Regions from separate parts of the Homo sapiens genome. Here region 1 is linked to region 2. Evidence: read pairs that join two places in POLR2A ChIA-PET (ENCODE). Cell type or tissue: IMR-90. All regions are shown on one strand.

Evidence for each region. ChIA-PET counts read pairs that join two places held together with the same protein. Peaks named below come from ENCODE experiments on the same cell type or tissue, not always from the same donor. Only the 100,000 strongest peaks of a DNase experiment are listed, where the experiment ranks them.
Region 1: POLR2A ChIA-PET joins it to region 2 with 5 read pairs; 6 of 35 experiments call an interaction of 5 or more read pairs at or near these places.

What each region holds. Positions count from the first base shown.
Region 1 is chr18:59,631,675-59,634,174 of GRCh38, forward strand. The region is part of intron 2 of CCBE1 (collagen and calcium binding EGF domains 1); the gene reads right to left. Among named protein-coding and RNA genes, the nearest start is that of CCBE1, 64 kb to the right of the region's middle. In IMR-90, a CTCF peak has its summit at 91 (motif pointing right); no DNase peak of the experiment used is centred here.
Region 2 is chr18:59,813,693-59,816,192 of GRCh38, forward strand. No RefSeq gene overlaps it. Among named protein-coding and RNA genes, the nearest start is that of PMAIP1, 85 kb to the right of the region's middle. In IMR-90, no CTCF peak of the experiment used is centred here; a DNase peak (open chromatin) is centred at 1,399; H3K27ac peaks cover 551 bases.

The DNA.
Region 1 (2,500 bases), 180 kb before region 2:
TGCCTACTTCTTGGCTTCTTGAATTAAACCAAATAACACCAACTTAAGAAGCACTGGGCACTAAATAGCTTAGAGTTGCCACCTTTTCCCACTAGGTGGCAGCTCTGCATCAGGGAGGTAGAAATTTGGGGTCTGACAAACTGACTAGAATTAGGACCCTTAAAAGCGAAGTACTGGTGGTTTGGATGCCATCTTAGAGTAAGAAGATAATAGGAAATGTAAGATGCCAAAAACCTAGAAAAGTCAACCATTCATTTAGTATCTACTCTGTATTTAGCACTGGGCTGCTGTATCCTGTAGATTCAAACAAAATCCAACACAGATGTCCTTAAGAATTAAAATATTGCTGAGAAGCCAAGACCAACCTGCAAAAGCTTTAAGGTTCAAAACAAGAGAACAAATAACTAAGCATTGAATTTTCTGCTCTAGGCAGAAAGGGCTGTAGGGATCTCCACAGTCTCAGTGTTGGAGTCCTCCCAAGCTATTCACTTCATTGATGAGGAAACCAAGGCCCCCAAAAATGGCACAATGGCCTCAGGATCACGAGGGCACTGACAGTTGAGCAGGCAAGGAAGGGCTCATTTATAGGCATTCTGGGCTGGGACCTGACAATTGGGAACAATCTGGTTTTTTTGAGACTGAGTCTTGCTCTATTGCCCAGGCTGGAGTGCAGTGGCTCACTGCAACCTCTGCCTCCCAGGTTCAAGCGATTCTCGTGCCTCAGCCTCAGCTAGGATTACAGGCATCCGCCACCATGCCTGGCTAATTTTTGTATTTTTAGTACAGATGGGGTTTCACTATGTTGGCCAGGCTGGTCTTGAACTCGTGGCCTCAGGTCATCTACCTGCCTCGGCCTCCCAAAGTGCTGGAATTACAGGCGTGAGCCACTGTGCCCAGCCTTTAAATTTTTGTTTTGTATTGTTTTTGTTTTTGAGATGGAGTCTTACTCTATGGCCCAGGCTGGAGTGCAGTGGCACGATCTTGGCTCACCGCAACTTCCAACCTCCCAGGTTCAAGCTAGTCTCCTGCCTCGGCCTCCTGAGTAGCTGGGATTACAGGTGCACACCACCACACCTGGCTAATTTTTATTTTATTTGTTTTATTTTATTTTTTTAATAGAGACGGGGTTTCACCATGTTGGCCAGGCTGGTCTCGAACTCCTGACCTCGGGTGATCCACCCTCCTCTGCCTCTCAAAGTGCTGGGATTACAGGTGTGAGCCACCGCGCCTGGCGAGGAACAATCTTCTAAAGCAGAAGGGCACAGGAGAGTAGACCAAGGGGAGGACCACAAGGGACAAGTCAGGCATTCCCTTCTGAGACTAATGTTTTTGAAACTGCCTTTAAGCATTCCATGCTTAAGTGATTTAATTAGTAAGAGGGGACAATCCAAACAGCCTCCTCCTCCTTCCCTGGGCACAGCTCTCAATAACTCACACTTTGGGAGCTCGCAGGGAGAGTATCTTGTAAAATCAGCTGTGGTGATGAATGTAAAAAGCAAGTTTGAAGCAGTGAAGCACCACACAAGTATTTATGCAATTACACAAGGATGATATTTTTTAATTAACAAGAAAGACTAAAACTTCCTTATTCTTATGCTGCTAAGCTCGCGACGAATTACATGAAAATAACACTGGTATAATTCTCCATTCCCAGCTCTTACATTTCCTCTCTGGTCTAGTTCTCCCTCCAAGATCACTGCTCTGAGAATCACTGCAGATCATTTTTCCAGGGGGACATTAGTTTTCTCTGGTCCAAATTCAGGCGTATTGTTTCATTATTTATTGCCAACAGCATTAGTTCTTCCTCTTGCTATTGCGCTCGGGCCCATGCCGAGAACAGAACATGGCCTTCCTCTATCATCATCTGTACATTTCATTAAGCCGTGTTTTCAGGCTCCTCTGGATCCCTCACGCAGTTAATAAAGGATACTCAGCCAGCAGTGACCCTAGAGGCAAAACATTGAGAGAACTGTCTACATTGTTAAGAGGTCAAATAGCCAACAGAACGAAGCCAATCCATTCAAAGACAGGCTGCTTCTTCCTAAATTTAGGGTTTGTTTTTTTTTTTTTAAAATAAAACCTATGCATAAAATTTTATACTGAAATATTAGAATTATCTTATGGTATCAACATTCCACTTGGCATGGCACCCAAACATAAGTGACAAATTTTATAATTGCATAAACTCCAAAACAAAGGTGATATCTTGACTTAACATAGGAAAATGTTTATCAAATTATAGATACATATGTGTTGACCCCAAGGTAGACATGGCCAATATGGGAACTAAGACAGATCTGGCAGATGTACGTACAAAATTGCAGGAACTGCATTAAATGTGAGGAAGAAGTGAAGGACTTCTCAGAAATTGGGGTCTCAACAGCCTAAACATACTAGGGACCTGAATCCAACTGGAGAGAAAAATCTGGAATAAATGTGACAAGCTAAAACTCAAACTGAAGCCAAGTATAATCATTTTGCAAAATGGAAATGAGGCCCT
Region 2 (2,500 bases):
AGAAGGGAGAAAATAAAGGAATAGGAAACAAAAAATGCATTTTAAAAAATTCATTAAAGTACACAAAGACAAAAGAGAAGATACTGCATTCATAAAAAAGAACAGAAAGCTATAGAAAAAAGAACTGTTAAAAAAAACAGCAAAGAAAATGCTCCTGGAAATTAAAACAATTGTAGCAGAAATGAAAAACTCAATGGAAGAATTGGAATTGGATTAGAGACTGAGAAAATCTCCCAGAAAAAAAAAATGAATGTAAAGCTGGAGGAATGAAAAACAAGAGAGAGAAGATGAAAAGTTTAGATCAGTCCAGGAGGTTCAACATCTTCAGAGTGGAAGTTCCAGAAAGAGAAAGTGAAAAAAATATAGAGAAAAAAATTATAAAATAAATAACTCCAGGAAGTTCCCCAGAAGGACACACGTTTACAGATTAAAAGAACCTACTGAGTGACTAAGCCAAATTTAAACACACACACACACACACACACATACACACACACACACTAAGGCATATCACTGCAAAATTTCAGAACACTGGGTACAAAAATAAAATCCTAAAAGCATCCAGAGAGAAGAAAAACACATGAACTCACAAATTTTATATAAAAGACAGCAAATCAAACTTATATCAAATTTCACAAAACAACTCTAGGAGCTAGCAAAAAATGATGCAATTCCTTAAAAACTCTGAAAAAGAATGATTTCTTTCTTTTTTTGGGGGGGGGCGGGGCAGAGTCTTGCTCTGTCACCCAGGCTGGTGTGCAGTGGCTCAATCCCGGCTCACTGCAACCTCCGCCTCCCGAGTTCAAGCGATTCTTGTGCCTCAGCTTCCCAAGTAGCTGGGACTACAGGTGTGTGCTACCATGCCTGGCTAAATTTTTGTATTTTTGTAGAGACAGCGTTTCACCATGTTGGCCAGGCTGGTCTCAAACTCCTGGCCTCAAGTGATCCACCCGCCTGAGCCTCCCAAAGTGCTGGGATTAAAATAAATGTGAGCCACCATGCCTGGCCCCAAAAGAGAATGATTTGTAACTTAGAATTGTGTATGCTGTCAAAATGTCAATCAAGTGTGAAGATAAAGACATTTTTACACATAAAAGATGTAAATAGCCTGGCGTGGTGGCGGGCGCCTATAATCCCAGCTACTGGGGAGGGTGAGGCAGGAGAATCGCTTGAACCTGGGAGGCAGAGGTTGCAGGGAGCCGAGATCATGCCATCGTGCTCCAGCCTGGGCAACAAGAGCGGAACTGTGTCTCAGAAAAAAAAAAAAAAGATCTAAAAAAGATTTACCTCCCACCATCATTTCTCAGGAAATGAATATGAACTCCTTTAAGATGTGTGAGGAAACCAAGAAAGAAGATGACATGGGATCCAGGAAATGGGATGATGATGCACTCGGAATGGCAACTAAGGACATTCCAAGAATGATGGGAAATTCCAGGGTGATTGTACAGCAGGCCTTGGAGCTACTCGTCCAGATCGGAGTAGTAGGACAAACCGCTCCAAAAGGGATGTCTTCAAAAAAATTTCAAAAAGGAAAAAGAAAGAAAGAAAAAAGAAATTGAGAAATGTGTTTAAAATTATTGAAAGGAGATTTATTCTGCTGGCAGAGAGTTAGGGGATAGATTAATGATACCAAGAACACTAAGCAAATGAAAAGAATGAGGCACTTATTATCTCCAAGGAAAATAAAAAGCTGTGCAAAAAGCATATTACATGGTTCATCTGTGCATACGAATATTGATTTAACCAAAACCTATGATATATTTATAGTGGTCAGAAGGAAGGTGCAGCGGGAAGAAGAAATGCTGAAGAGAGGAAATACTTTAAGCACAATAAATCTTCACTTTCCAAATAAGAAAGCCTGCAGAGAATATCCAAAAACTATTAAATATAAATCAGTAGTATAGGAAAATAGAAATACTTTAAGCACAATAAATCTTCACTTTCCAAATAAGAAAGCCTGCAGAGAATATCCAAAAACTATTAAATATAAATCAGTAGTATAGGAAAATAGATGAAACATGAAAATAAATACCAGGAAAAATGGCTAAAATAGGTGAAAATGCTTTTACCTGAAGACCGAAAATTAAAATTAGGAAGGAGTGTGAGGCAGGGGAATGCTGGTTTTCATTTTAAGCAATGTAGAACTACTTAACTTTTAAAACTGTGCATATCCATATATTTAATAAAAATATAAACTAAATTTAAAAGTCTGCTTTTCCGGATCAAAGCCTGACTTGCTTTACAAGAGACTGGTTTTCATCCAATTTATCAAGTATTCCCTAAGCATCTCTCTCTCTAAAATCGATCAGCACTGCTTAATAAGAAATGAACAACAAATGGCTAATTTCATTTAATTATTTATTCAACAAATATATGTAGAAAGTTCCAGGCATCTGGGATATATGGGTGAACAAAACAGAAAAAGGCCTAATCCTTTCAGAATTATATTCTCATAGGGTAATGGACAATAAACTATTCACCTGAAATATAGATACAG